2 separate regions of the Mus musculus genome follow, and region 2 is linked to region 1. The links are chromatin loops, found by intact Hi-C in ENCODE. Cell type or tissue: left cerebral cortex. All regions are shown on one strand.

Region 1 (8,000 bases):
GCCTGGGCATAGAGTTCTATTCATCCTGACTCTGACCTCTAAGATTCTGGTCCTTCTTGTATTCACAAAGGTAGAACTACCAGGACCCAAGTCACCCAAAGTGCCTTCAGGCTGTTTATTGCCAGCATGATCTTGTGAGTCTAAGGCTCTCAACATCTTGTGCTGTCTCTGCATCCGTTAGTCCAAGTCAGCAGTGTTGCTGTCGGTGGAACTGTCACATGAATGAGTTCCAGCAAGTAGGAGAACTCAGTGTCTCCAGCTGGGTGAGATAGAGGTGAGGCATAGTGAACTGCTCTGTGAAGCCTCTCTGAGTCTTACTATTTCATAATGGATGCTTGGAGAATTCGTTTTTCTTTCTTTTTTGTTTCTTTTATTTTTGTTTTGTTTGTGTTTTTGTTTTCATTTTTGTTGTGTTTTTTGTTTTTGTTTTGAGATTGAGGATGGGGGTTGGGGGCAGTCATTTTACATGGTAGCCCAGGCTGGCCTAGAACTTACTATATAGTCCAGGCTGGCCTTGAACACATAGCAACCCTTCTGCTTCCGGAGTGCTAGGACTGCAGGCATGGGCCATGATGCCTAGCTGCAAACATATATATTTACCTGACTAGAGAGATCACTGAACAGATTAAAGAGTCCAGAATGGACCCGGGTCCCTATGGAGAGTCAGAATGTAGTGGAAGTGACATTTCAAATGATGAAGCAGTGACCTCCAAGAAACAGCACTGGGCTGTTAAACGGCTCACAGCACACGCAGCAACACCCCAGCCAGTGGGAGAACTGGAGGTGTGCAGATACTAGGGGAAAACTGCACCCAGCACTTCTACAAGAGCCACATTCCATTGTGAGCCCAAATCCAGACATCAGGAAAGGAAAGGCTGATAAGGTTAGACTCACAAAGCCAGAACTGTGCACCATCTGAACTGTGGCCGGTTTCAAGATAAGTTGGTGAAACATGGTTGCGATGTGTGTCAGAGACAGAGCTGATTTCATTCGTGTTTCAATAATTCCTAAATGTGGAGTGGGTGACACTAACTGTCCTGTGTGTGTGTGCGTGCATGCCGTGTGTGTGTGAGTGTGAGCGCGCACGTGTGTGTTTGTAAGAAATGAGGGAGGACAAAAATAAAAACATAGGGATCTGAATCATCTACTGGGCTTCAGAAGGAGGCAGCCGAGCCAGCCAGGAGTCCTTCTCTAGAAGGTGGGAACTAGGGTAGAGCTCTGGTATAACCACACAGGCCTGGTCACACTGTGGACTCGGCAACTGGGCTCTGCATAAAATTTCCTTCACATGGGCTACCAACCCTTGTCCAGAAAGGGGTCCCAGGGAAACAGCTAGGGAAAGTCCAGAAAGGCCTAGTGCAGTAAAACTGTCAGGATGATTCCCAAGCCAAGCTCCCCCCACCCTGTGTTAACACTTCACAAAACTGTCCAGCAGAGAGCGCTCTGCAGAGCAAAGTGAGCAGGCAAGAGTCTAAGCACAAAAGACTCCACCCAGAAATGCACAGAGCTGATAAGTACTTCCCAGCAAAGTGGCAAGTTACAAAAATACACACACACACACACACACACACACACACACACACACACACACACACACACAAATCACTAGGTGTCCCATGGACCAGTGATAAACACACTGAAATAATCCCATTCACAAATTAAAATAGGATAAAGTGTCTGGGCACACAGCTAGCCAGGGGAATGAAAGGAGTCTACACTGAACTGGAGAGAGAAGTTGAGGGAGCCACATGGGAAGGCCTGGCATGCACTTGAATGGAAGGAACGGATCTTGCTGGCAGGGACCATCCTGCCAAATGCAGCCTACGGATCCAGTGCAATCCCAATCGAGTTTCCAGCTCCTTTCTTCACAGACATAGGGGGAAAAAACCTAAAATTGTATAAGGAAGCACAAAAGATCAAGGCAACCAAAGCAACCTGAACACAAAGAAGGCTGTGGAGGGTATTGCTATTCCTGAGCTTAGCTATGCTACAGAGCTATAGTGATAAAAGCGCCTTGGTGCTGGCTGACACAAAATAAAAACAGACATGTAGATCATGGGGATAGAGCTGAGGTCACGGATGTAAGCCCATGCTACTACAGCCCTGACTGTTGAAACGTATTTTATTTGTTATGTGTGTGAGTGTCTCGCCTGCATGTCTGTGTGTACACCACATGTATGCAGTGGCCATAGAGGACAGAAGAGGACATCAGATCCTCTGAACCGGGAGTCACAGATGTATCATTGTGAACTACCATGTGGCATTTGCAAATCGGACCTGGGACCCCTACAAGAGCAGTCAGTGCTCTTAACTACGAAGCTGCCTCCCCAGCCACTGCCACTTTGACAAAGAGAACCAGGGTCCTTCTTAACCAAAGAGAAGAAAAACAGGAAACAGATTAAAGAATGGGAACACACACAGTTTGATAGGAAAAATGGAGGTGAAAAGACCTAAAACCCACTAGGAACATAGACAAAGGCCTGGACAGACAGACCCTCAAAGCACACACTAGGCACAGAAGAGCAGAAACTCTGCTCCATTTGTGGAAGAAAAAAAAAAGGTAAAAAGGTAAAACTGAAATATGACATTTTCTCCACATTTCTTCAAAAGGGTGTCTGTTTAAGCTGGGTGTGTGTGACACAGGAAAAGGAAAGGCAGAAGGATCCTGGGCACTAGTTCGTCCTCAGCTCCTTAGTGAGTTCAAGGCCAGGCAGGACTATGTGAGCCCATACCTTGATCAAACCAGAAAGGAAAGTAGGAAGGTGCTTTTCCTGTGTGTAGGAGCCAGGGAAGGGGCTCCAAGATACACTCCAAGTTCCCCACAACCATGTGACGAATCAGATTCTCTCTGTCCTTAACTTCCACCCCGGTTTTCATTTGAAAACATTTTAAAAGTTGCCTTGACACTTTCCAGGTAAAATCCTGGAATGTGAGAATCAACAACACCCTCCTGTCATTGCTGCAACCACAAACACTCCCAGAATGGGCTCCCAGAGCGCTGGAGGTTGGAGGGATGGAAGGACTTATGGAAAACATGCAGTTCCATGGACCATGCGACCCAGTTTAATTCCTTAGCAAAGCTGTTACTGTGAGTTTATGGACAGAGGAATAAAGGATACTTAGAGAGATACAGACAGGGGAAGCCAACTAGTGCTCCAAGTGTCCTCTGTCCTGTGCTCCAGCACATGCTGCCCCTAGCCTGTGACTTAGAGCTTTTAGTAGGAAGATCACAATGGGTTGTTCTCAATAGGAGCTTGACAGGACAGGAGAGATAAGTAGGGGGTAGATGAAACTAGTGTCCACCTGCAAGCAGGAGGTTGGATGGTGCCTCTAGCTCAAACCTCAAACCTTCAACCTTCTTGTGAGCTCCCTTGGGCTTTCCCATTAAATACCCGGAGCATTCTATGAAATTGTCTGAAGCATCCTTTTCTGTGGGTTGCCCTGGAGGATAGGGATTCACTGTGTGACTTAGATGATGAGGAAGGGCAACCAGCCCTGCTTACCTTTTGCATAGTCTTGTGGGATTTCCTGGAGGCACTTTAATCAAGAGGCACGGGGCTTTCCTCTTCTGCTTTTGTTTGCTTTCTGATGCTAGAACAAAATACTGGAGGCGGGCACATTATCACAAAAAAGAGGTTTACTTCAGGGTACAGTTTGAGATGCTGTCTGTAAACTCATAACAGCTTTGCTTGGGAATTGGGTGGCTCTGGGATGGGTCTGGCCCCTAAGCTGGGAATGGCAGAGTACGGTGGGTTTATATCATGAGCATGCAGATGTGAGAGGCCAGGATAGGAGAGGCTGCAGAGCTGGAGTCTGGTAATGGGTTTTACTAGCAGCCTCAGACCATTACTTCCTGCTCCTGGGAAATACAAAAGGCACCACAAGGTGGCACTCATCACAAAGTCTCTGACCAGGCAGAGCTCGGCCATGGAAAAACTGATGACTAATTCTGGATTTGCAAAAACAAGGCAGACAAAGGCGGTTAGACTCACCCTAAAATTTGTAGTTTGATTGGTATAATTCTTAGTTCAGCTGAGACTGAAGAGTTGGCGTCTTTGAAAGTGACCTTCAGACAAGGAGTGTGTTCAGCCACAGAGATGCATATACATTCACATATATGTACTCGCACGCATGCTATCAACTAACACATGTGCACACACACATGCACACTTACATATACACCCACATGCACACACACACATGTGTATGCACACACATGCATGAGTACACACACACACACACACACACACACTGCCTTACATGACCCCAGCTCTTCCTCAGGGCGCTAGAAGAGGGTGAGAGTCAGGTTGTGGCACCTCAGGTCGTCCTGTGACAGTGTTATAGTCCTCAAACCACAGGGACATGGAGGAGTTTGGTTTCAGGCAAGAGTTACCCCCTTTCTAGACACCCACTGCGTATGTGTATGCTGCTGGCCACCATCCCATCCATGGTCCCTGACTGTCCCACCAAGACAGGTAACAAGGATTCAGACAATAAGAATCACAGTGACTTGCCAGGGCCCAGTGTGTGCCACCTTTGCCCCCTGTGTGTATTTCTAGAATTTCCCCACCCTGAGCGCCTCTGGCACAGCGAGAGTCTATGTCTGAGCTACTTGGCTCTACAATGCATGGAGAGGAGAGGATCTACTCTGAAGACCTGGGCCCATCTCACACTATCAACATCCTGGTCTCTCACCTCAGTGGGCAAAGCAGGACAGTACAGGGAGACCCCGCCTTACCCATGATTCCTCCTTTCACCACAGGACTTCAATGACACCAACGTAGGACCTGAGGGGCAGGTAGTCTTGGGTAGGACAGAGTACGAAGGGCCTGAGACACCATGCATCACCTTGCACAGGTCAGAGCCAGCAGGACCTACAGCACTGTGAAGAGGCCCAGCTCTGAGCATGGCCACTGCTCTTGTTCCATCACTGTCTGAACTGTCTGTCCTCTGTGTCCCCACTGCTGTGGGATTGGGACCACATTCTAGTGCATGACACAGAACTGGCCTCAAAATTGAGACTTCATTTCACTGTCTAATTGTCCCCGAGTTAGAAAGAAAGAGAACTAAATTGTTCGTGTTTCTACATGTTTTGTGTATTAGTGGTGAATGGCGATATCGGGACAAATGCCTGCAGGAGATTGCCACTGCCCTAACAGCATTGTAGTTAGGGATTTCCCCAGTCTTAGGTAGAAATTGAACTCTCTATGCAATAGTGGTTCAGGTAAAGAGCAGGTGACCTGAACGTGAGTAATTTGCTCTGTCTGACTCATTATCAGCTTGCCCCACAGCACACAGTGTGAAGCACCACACTAGCTCTTTTTCCATGAGAGTGTTGTTGTTGTTGGAGGTGGTGGTTGTTGTTACTGTTGTTTTAACTACCCCTGGTCCCTGGTCTGTGCCATAAGTGCCATAAGTGCAACTTAGTGGGCTGGGGACATCTGCATTCTGACCTCTTCACGTGTCCTGTGTCCCTCAGTTCCCTCTCTTCTCCTTGGCACCTTGGCCACGATGCTCGCTCTCCCAAACACAGAGTGTAGTCAGCAAACGGATCCCTGTGCATCAGCTGCAGGAGCAGCCATGCGGGTGAGGAAAGGCAGTGGTCTGTGGCTGTCACAGCATCTGAAGTGGAGTGGAGCCACTGGGCTGCAGAGAGAAACAGTGCAGGCTGTGGGAGATTGTTCTGGAACCACCCTGCATGGCCGGACCAGTGTAACAGCCTGCTTTGTCTGTAAGAAGACTGCCTTTCTTTTAGCAATGCACACTGGAGCTGCTGGGCCTGACCTTTAGACCAGCTTGGTATGATAACCGAGCTCTTGGCCCACCAGGGCTCACCAGCCCCTAGCCTTCACTCTGGACTTCTTTGTTTAATAAGACTCCAATGTCTCTTTGTTTCTGAACTTCTAAGAGACCTCCTTGGCCTCTGTCTGTCCTCCATGACAGTTCCAGCTTTGCAATTAGTCCCAGATAGAAATCTTTCGGTTGGTTAGTCATCTCTGTTTCTTGACCTTGACAATTCACATCCGGGCAGCCTAGGGATTGTGGTACATCAAACACAGTGATAACTCAAAGCACCCAGAAATCACGAGAGCCAGAAATTGGGTGAGACCCTACTCTGTGAAACAGATTGGCAAAAGGAAGTCCTCAGGGGAACAGGAAGCAGGGGTTTGTCCTGGGTCTTCCTAGGAAGTAGATGCCAAGATGCTCAAATATGTAATAATGACATTTTAAAATATGTCGCTGAGGGACAAGGCAGACCAAGTTGGTGAGCATGAAAGGGGCCTCCTGCTGAGGCAAATATGAGTCTGGAGAATTGAGGGAGATAAGTGTGGTGGAAGGCCCGGCCCAAGCTTGGAATAAGAGTAGGGTCTCACCCAATTTCTGGGGAGAATTTTCAAATTGGGGAAATTAAGGGGAATCTGCAGGTGACTGGGCTCCTCACTCACTGGGTAGAGCAGCGTGAGAGTGAGGAGTCCCCTGGATAGATGCAGATGTTAAACAGCTCACAAGCTACTGCTCAGGGAAAACACAGCTCTGCTGTCTTGGATAAAGGCAACCATGAGGGAAAGGGGAAACATGGGGAGAACTGAGAAGGAATTCTTGTAGTCAGGGATTCTGCTCACATCTAGAGGAAAATGTATTTAATATGAAGCCTGCTTCCAACCCAGGCGATGGAGAGGCAACTTTGAATGGGTCTGGAAATGAGTGTTATGTATTTATGAAACAAGGCCCAGAGACCCTGGATGGCAGGAAAGGCTGCTCTGAACAGCAAACGGCAAGCTTGTCTCTGCAGGCAGAGAAAAGAGTGAGTGCAGGCCCAGCTACCAGTGCATTGTGCCCTGTGTAGAGAGCGACCTTCAGTTTTGGTTCTTGTATTCAAGTCAGCTATTCTTGTTCTGGTAGTGGTGCTGCCGCTGCTGACTATCAAGCCTGGGGCCTCACGCTCAGTGTAGGCAAGCCCTTTACCTTTACTCACGCTGTCTTAGGTACAGTTTCTATTGCTGTGGAGAGACACCATGACCACGGCAACTCTTGTAAAGGGAAATATTGAATTAGGGCTGGCTTACAGTTCTGAGGTTTAGTCCATTGTCATCATGGCAGGGAGCATGGCAGCAGGCAGGCAGGCAGACATGGTGCTGGAGAAGGAGCTGAGAGTTCTACATCTGGATTGGCAGGCAGCAGGAAGAGAGAGTGGCACTGGGCCTGGCTTGAGCTTCTGAAGCCTCAAAGCCCACCCCCCCAGTGACACACTTCCACCATCAAGGCCACACGTCCTAATAGTGCTACTGCCTATGAGCCTATGGGGACCATTTTCATTGAAACCATCACACACTCCCTACTTTAAAATAGATAATTGTAGATTCCCACCTTTAAAACCCTCTCCACACATCTGGGGGTGGTTTGGTTGTCCTGCTGACCCCTGCTTGCCATCAACAGGGAACAGGCCGGTTCACTGATCCATGGTAAGGTGTGTTGAGGTGCAGCTCCTGCTGTGTCAGGGTACCGGAGGGAGCCCCGTCCCTAGGCAGAGTTCTAGTGCCTCTCTGCTCTTCTCATGGCTCATCTTGGGGGAGAGTAATTAACTTCTATTCTTTTATGTCAAAGTCAAGCAACCTCCCTCCAGCCAAAGCTTGGGGCAATCCTGTTCTGCTGGCCAGATCTCTCACAACACTTGCCCTCTGCCGGCTGCCAGGCTGGGAAGCAAGTTAGTGTGCTCACTCTGCTAAGTTCTACTCCAAAGCCCTAGGCAGGCACTTGGACACCTAGCCATCACCACTAACTAAGCAGTGTCCACGGACCCATAATCCTGAGCATTAAGTAGATCTGCAGGAATGTGACCAGAGTGAATAAATTCTTCGCCTACCCTTGGATTCCAGAAGGTTCTATAAACAAAGGCCTTCATCTGCTAACTGCTCATCGGGGATATAATACAATCTCCTGCCAGTTGTCTGGATTTTAAAAAAAAAATGGATTATTTCATCTCTAAGGTTTGTGGGTCC
Region 2 (8,000 bases), 240 kb after region 1:
CCCGAGATGGGCAGGGAGCTTTTAACATCAAAACCCATCTTAGGCATCCCTAGTGGTGTTATGGTCTGACCAGCTTTGATGGGCCCAAGTTCCTGCCAGAGACGCCAGACACCTGCATACCGACTGTTCCCAAGCCAAAAGTAAGTACTCAAGGGCCTGGGAAATCTCAGCACTGACTTGCAAAGAGTGGATCAAATGTCTCTTTCTTTCAGAGCTAGGAGGCCGAAACAAAACCGCTTAGAAGAAACGAACTGACTTTCCATTTCAAAACGCCAGCTTTATCCTGCCCAGGGTGGTCTCGGTTCTCTCCACCCTCTGATCTTGTTTATCAGGTTCGCTTTTAAAGGCCCCTCAAAGATTATTTATGGGTGTAGGCTTAAGCCTTTGGAGACTGTTCTTTCAAGAGACAGATGGGTTTAAAGCCACTGTCACTTTGCCTAACTGATGTGGTCACGTGGCAAGGCATAGGGAGAGAGGGATCTGTCTCTCTAAAGGATAAATATGACAGAGATTAAACTCATTATAAACAAGAGGGATTAAAAACCTAGAGCTGGCCACAGCAGACTCAAATGACTGAGAATAATCTCCTGGGGAATTCTATTTTTTTTTAAGAGAGTATTAGCAGAGCTTGGGGCTAGTATCTTGGGTTATGCTCATAAAATCAGCAGTCCTGTACTAGTGGGACAATAAAACAACATGGTGACCGGGAAACAGGCAACAGTGTCACATCAAGGTAAGGAGGAGCCATCGCTTAGCCACAGACCGCCATCCCCTTCACGACTTCCAGCTGGACACTCAACCCTGTCATTTCTACTGGCTCCCAAATGTTTAAGGGCTTAAAAGGAAATGGTAGCGTTTTTTCTCTTCTAGCTTTGGTTTCTCAGGACGCAGTCCAGACACTGGCAGCCGGTACAAGGGAGCCCACAGATGCTCTTTGCTGCATCAACCTTTCCTAGTGGCTGAAGGGGATGCAGGCACCAGCAGAGCATCCTCAGGGGGGCGTAAGTGCTATATGCAGTTGGGCAGGGTACCTAGACCTTGGGGTACTGTGCTGAGAGCTATGCTCAGGCCCCACAGCTCTTTACCAACCAGGTCAGGAAGCTGAGGTTCTCCTGGGTTTTTAAAAAAATAACTTGTGAGAAATGATCTAAACATTCTTGAAATATTTGCAAGGATTTTTAAACACACAAAGACAGGGGAAGAGCTATGTGTATTCATACCAGCCTCAAAACGTGACCATGAGTGTTCTAATGCAGGGACTTAGGAGCTTTCTGGAACATTCCAAGGTACCTCTGGACCTCAGGACCATGATGACAGAAATGTCAAGAAGGCATTGAATGAAGGAGCCTGTTCCCTTTAGATGTCTTGGGGAGTACAGAGACACTTGACAACATGACCCGAGACACAAGACGGCCGTTTTCTTATGACTTTCTAAATCTGGCCATGCATATACCTGCAGAGCATCTGTAGCTGCTGTAGGATGTCTTGGTGAACTATAGGAGAAAAGAGGGGTGATGGAACCAATCATTACACCCTCATGACTTTCAGACAGTCTCTCTTCCACAACTCTGTATAATTCACTCCACCTGCAGCCCTGTAACCATGGACTTGAGCAGAAGAGTGGCCATGCACCATGTGACCTGAGAGTCCTTGGCTCAGGAATTTCATTTCAAGCTCAGGTCTGTGGAAGACCACATCCACATGTGTCCTAAACCTGTGCTTCAGGCCAGAGCAGGCGCTGGAGGCTTAGGAGGCTACTGGAAAGCTTGCCCTAACCATATTGAGATGCCAACTTCACTTGTCGTCATGCATCTGAGAAGAGGTGAGCCCTGCACATGGAAGCCACATGTGGCTAGCAGAGGATCCGCCCTGGTTATTTACAGTAGCTGACAGCCTAGACAGCGTGAGGCTACATTTGGAATTTAAGAAGATATACTAGTGGTCACGTAGCCCCATTCACATCCTCTAAGAGAACTATGATGTGTACGCATATTTTCACAAACACCAGAAGCTCTGGGTAGCACATAGTTCAGTAATTTGTGCAGCCTGCCCAGACTGTCAGCTCTCTCAGTGCTTGGTGAGATCTTAATTCTTCCAGAGTAAGACAAAAAGCACTAGAAAAATAACAACGAAAGTCGAGATTCTTAAAAGTATTTATACAAGTTATATATCACCACTAATATTCACTGATGTCCAAACGCTAATTTGAAAGAGTTCGTGGAGTCTGAACTATTTTGATGCATAAAATCAGCTGATCTGGCCACAGATATCTAGCAAATGAGATGCATATGCTATTTCTTATTTCTTTTCCTGTGTGGAAAATCCACATAATAAGTTTATCTCGCTTACATCCTGTCAGAGTAAGGCTAGTGAGAAGGTTCGGGGGGGACAGATGCTAGCTGCCAACTCTGACATCCCATCACAGGCCCTACAAGGTGGAAAAAAAAGTTACAAGTTGTCTTGTGGTATTGACACACATGATATCAGACACACACACACACACACACACACACAAACATATATGCATACATGCATGTGCACACACATTAAAATGAAATAATATTTTTAATGAGATTCAACTACCTGAGATTCAAATTCCTTCATCCCACTGTGAGCAAAGTGAGTGATCACTTCTAGGAGTCAAGTCACTTAGATGAACTGGGTTCTGTTCCTAGCACATGGTCTCACAAAGGTGCATAATTCCAGTTCCAAGGGATGTGACACCTTCCTCTGGTTTCCCTGAGGACTTCACACATGTGTTGCACAGACATACATGCACACACACACACACACACACACACACACACACGTGTATATATATATATATATATATATATATATATATATATATATATATATATATATATCTTTTAAAATGCAGGTAGGTTCACTACTCTCATTTTTTCTTAAAATTTAAATATTCTAATGCTACAAATAGCCAGAACATTATGCAAAGCAGGGGAAAAGGTTCTCTTGGGTTGAAAACATGTAATCTTCTGAAGATAAACCAGCTTCCCCCTCCTTGTCTCCAATGGAAGCCTTGGTTAGGGTAAATGTGGAAGAGAGGACGCCACAATTTCTTTGTGCTAACAACATGCATTTCTTTGGAGTGTGTTCAGGACTCACTTGGGGAGAGAAGAGAGGCACAGGAGCACAGAGGTGAAGCTAGGTTCACTCCCAGGCTTGTACAATAGTACATACACCAATCAGAAAGGCTGAGAGCCCTGTTGCTATGAACACGGAGCAGAAGAAAGACATCAAGTATCTTTGGGGGCAATGGGCAGCATCTCACTACCAGGACCATAAGGAGAGGTGATCTCTAGTGGACCATGGAGTCTGCCCTTCAAACATATAACTTAACCCTTATGATTCCAACTTATGCAAATAGAGACTCAAGTCCCTCACTTGTCTTTAGGCTCTGGGGATTCAGTTTGATTAGAACAGTGGCAGGCTAAGGTATTTTGAGCTCATGATTAAATTATTGTTGCCTTTGACATCAACTTGCCATCTGGTCAACCAGACTCTTCTCCATTAATCACCAACTCATGTCTTCTCAGAAAAGGAACTGTTAAGAGCAACATTCCCTGAATGTCCTCACCACCACTCTGGCTATGTGGTTCCAAAACTGTGTTCCTCACTCAGAAGAGATTTCTATCCCCTCTAAAGCTAGCATATAAGCCTGGAGTCTGCCCTTAACCCTGTCCAGTAATCTGGATAGGAATACATCTAACACTATGCATGCAATGTGGCCTCAAGCACAGATTGTACCAGCCATTCAACTCTCCATTAAATCCGTACTTTAAAATATTATTAAGATAACAATGCATGAACAAATTCCAATAGAATACATGAAAATACTTTAAAATAGAACAAAGACTATCCCATATGGTCTACCATGCTGCTAAAGACTTGAAATCTCTTCATTCACACCTCTTTTTTCCCCTTTCTACGTTTCCCCTCAATCCTCTGTAGGAATCTCTGGTTTGCATTATTTCTGGCCTGTCATTACAACATTAAGCTCTGAATGTGGCCATCTGTTCTCAGGCACAGTATCCACACGCAGCAGGAACTGGCCCGTCTCTCTCTTCTGCAAGCTGAGAGACATGTGCATAAACTCCACCCCTCTCTCCTTCGAATTTGAATTAGGGCTTCCGTGCTTCTCACATTCATACTCCTAAGCTTTAGAGGATATACTTGAGAGTTCTCAATATCGATCTATAATCTGCAGGATATGGAAGTATCATTAAGTAGAAAGTTCCCCTTTTCTCAGCTCAGCAGAATGTCCTGTGCCTGGAGTGAAGACTTCTTGTTGTGTAAATGAAGCTATGAGTAACAAGATTAAGAATCACGGGAAGTATCCATATTTTGTAAAAGTCAGGAGACCAGTGGAAAGGGACAAAAGCAATGAGTAGCATCAGTATGAAGAGCTAAGTCTGGAGAGAGAGAGAGAGAGAGAGAGAGAGAGAGAGAGAATAAAGGGTGGAATACAGAGGCATCCCTTGACATGGGACCACAACACTCAACATTAACTCAAGAGAAATGAAAAGCTATCTACTTATGAAAACCTATACACACTGCTGATACCAGCTTTGTTTCTAATTGTTAAGAACTGAAAACAATTCACATCTCCCTCACCTGGGGAGTGAATGAGAAGACTGCATCACATCCAGAAAGCCAAGTAACAGTTTCAGAGACTGGGAGCGAGGTATGAGGGAATGAGTTGGAGGGAACTTGAGTGTTCTAAGCATTCACAGTGCAGGCAGCCATTCAACTGTGGGGGTTGTCAAGGCTTGTCAAACTGTACGACAGAAAGGTAAATTTTACTACATGAAAAGCCTATACAATAAAACTGACTATTAAAAAAACTAGGGTGAAGGTCTCTCAAATGTATGCATGTGGGGCCTGGGGAACTGGAAGACAATTGCTCAGTCTGGAAGGGACAACAGAGAGCTACTGCTAGGATCCAGTGAGGACCACAGAGCATTAGAATTGGGATGCTCCTACCAGTCAAAGAACTCCAGCCACCAAAGTGTAGACTGAACATTGGGAAGGATTGTGACAGCACGACATCTCTCATTCTGTCTCTACATTGGGAGTCTAAATTGCTACCCCAGCTCATCCTTGATCTTTTCCTTGTTTTCCATAATTTAGCAATGCTCATAAGCAGTTTATAGTGTGTATAAGTACCCACAGAATTGTCTCTGACTGCCAGCTGCCCAAATAATGTCACAGGCCTTATCATAGGGTATTTCCCAACTATCTCATATAAAATAATCAACCTGATTGTTCTAATCTTAAGTTCTTCCACATAACTCATTAGTTACCTCTCCCTCAATCCTGGCACCTGTTTCTTCCTCTGTGTCTGGCTGGCAAATCTCCCACTTCTCTCTCTTTGCCAGAGTTCCAGTCTCTGCCTGGAAGTTCCACCTATCCACTTCTGCATTGCTATAGCTCATTCAGCTCTTTATTGACGCAATCAGGAAGTGATAGAGAAGGCATTTACAAAGCAGACAGTTGATGCTTCATAAAAATAACAATACCACAGTCCTGTCTATACTCAAATCTCTGCAAGTACAGAAATCAACATTTGTATAACACAAAGACACTCTTTACATAGTGTACAAGAGATTATCCACACATATGTGTTTATATGTACATGTAACAGAAGACAGCCTTGAGTATCATTGTTCCTAAAGAGTCATTAACCTGTGTGTGTGTGTGTGTGTGTGTGTGTGTGTGTGTGTGTGTGTGGTCTCTCACTGGCCTGGGGCTTTCAAAGAAGGCTAGGCTATCTAGCCATTGAGCCCAGGGGCCCACCTGCCTCTTTAGTGCTGAGATTACAAATGCATGCTACCATATCTGGCCTATTATATGGGTTCTGGGGTGTCAACTCAGGTCTTCACACACTTAAACACACTTAAGTGCTTAAGTGTGTTGAGTGCTTAAACACACTTTACAGACTGAGATGTCCCCTCAGTACTTTGAACCAAACTGTAATTTTTGTTAGTATAGAATATTAGTTTTTATAGTAATTAGATTATATAGACTTGTTTGATTTCCTTCTGAATTCTTCCTCATAAACATGTGGTCTATATCTGACTTCACTTGCTTAATACTTTGTTTTGGACTTTATATTGAGTCTTAAAAGATTTCATAACAAGATTCATTGTCTCCATGAAGTTTGCATGTAGATATGGCCCTGATTTTACAGACAAATCACTATGTGGCTCTTCACTCGTGCAGCTCATGTCACACAAGGAAGGTATTTTTCTATCTACAACTTACTGTAAGCCTCAGAAAAAATTATATCTTCAGCTCTACCAAAAGACTTTCTGCCATTAAGATGTGTGGTGTAGCTTTGCACCTTGGCCTCAAACTTGATCTTTATGTGATGGAATTCTGCTGCTGAATCAATTGCACCCCCACCCCAGAATAGATGCACAGATCCTTAAGATATTGTAATAAAAACGTGTCAGTCCTATATCATCTCCCTCAGTGCAACCCACACATTATTTAAGAGTGAGATGTGAACCCAGGTCAGGCTTCAGCCATAGGTGTGAGACGTGGGTACTGCTGGTTGGTCTCCAGCTTCTGCCTTAGGTGTGAGATGTGGGCAGATTCTCCGGATGGAAAGAGAGTTTGGGATGCTGCTTTTCTCGCTCTCAACTTCACAGTTTTTTTTTTCTTTCAACTTGCATTCATGTGATGTTTCAGATAAGTGCCTTCCCTGCTTCCTGCCCGATGCATAATCAGTCAAGAAAAGCACTGGAAATGCCAACCAGCAAAACATGCTTTCCCTTTTGGTGCAAAGGATGACCCTCGTTAGCACAGGAAACACCTATTCTCTCTCTGCATCCCTCTTTTGTCCTTCCTTCTTTCCTTCCCATCTCCCTCTTTCCTATCCTTCCTCCATTCCTTCTTAACCCCCTCATTTCCTCCTTCCTTCTTGCCTGCCCCTCCCCACCCTCTCCTTTCTTCTCCCTCTCCTTCCCCTCCTCTATTCTTTCCTTCTTCTCCCTTCTCCTTTCCCTTTCTCCCTCCTCCTCTTCCTCTCCCATCTTTTCTTCCTTTGCCTTTCCTTCTTTCCTCCCTTTCCTTTTCCATGTCTCCCTTCTTTCTGTAAACCTTGGCACCACAGTCATAGGGCAGGGCTGAGTCAGATAGAGTCCCAGCCAAGGCAGCACGTGGACAGAGAAGGGGGTACCGGGAGCACCAGGTGGCTTGGATGTCACAGCTGGAGCCAGAAAGCATGTGAAGAGTCCAGAGACAGCTTCATATATGAAATAAAACAAATGGATATGCTAATGAGAACATGGGAAGCAGTTGCAGTGAGTCCTGTGGTCTCGGAGGGTCTGGGAGGAGAGGGACACACAAAACAAAACAACAACAATAAAAACAAACCAAAAAAAAATCACAAGGGCACCAGCACACATGGCGGTGACCAGCAGAGCACCCAGGTGGCAGCCTCTGCTCTCTACTGAGAGGAGGGGGACCCTTTGGAGTAATGACAGCTCCAGGGCTGGGAGCCTGGACAGCTCGATGGGATAGAGTGAAGAAGCACATACCTACAGATGAAGATTAGACAAGGACACAGCAGCCACATGGAAGGAGCTTCCCCAGCCCCAAATCAACACTGATATCATGAATTATACCCAATTGAATAAAACAAAAATTAATGCACAAAGAACTATTTTTATCAGATCTGATTGACAACTAAGACATGTGAGTATCAGAAAATCCTTACACCTACCTGTGGGATACGGTAGAATTAATTCACCCCAACCCCAAAAAATGATGGACCAGAAAACCAGAAAGTTAGTTTGGAGAGAGGATCTGCATGCATCTCCTCACAAGCTACTTATTGGTGATAGTGGGGAAAGCAGACCATGCAGAGAAGGTTAGAGGATTGCACTTAGCCACACTGTCAGCATCAGCATCTCCAGGGATGGGACAACAGAAAACCAGTGGCCACTGCTGGGATCCAGTGAGGACTACAGAGC

Evidence for each region. Peaks named below come from ENCODE experiments on the same cell type or tissue, not always from the same donor. Only the 100,000 strongest peaks of a DNase experiment are listed, where the experiment ranks them.
Region 2: a loop joins it to region 1, with 2.5 times the contacts of the local background. A loop is called at or near these places in 8 of 42 quality-filtered maps.

What each region holds. Positions count from the first base shown.
Region 1 is chr1:90,584,438-90,592,437 of GRCm38, reverse strand. No RefSeq gene overlaps it. Among named protein-coding and RNA genes, the nearest start is that of Gm35192, 5.6 kb to the right of the region's middle. In left cerebral cortex, CTCF peaks have their summits at 1,429 (motif pointing right) and 3,876 (motif pointing right); DNase peaks (open chromatin) are centred at 1,428, 1,766 and 3,892.
Region 2 is chr1:90,345,856-90,353,855 of GRCm38, reverse strand. The region is part of intron 1 of Gm34992 (a long non-coding RNA gene); the gene reads right to left. Among named protein-coding and RNA genes, the nearest start is that of Gm34992, 12 kb to the right of the region's middle. In left cerebral cortex, no CTCF peak of the experiment used is centred here; DNase peaks (open chromatin) are centred at 4,052 and 6,626.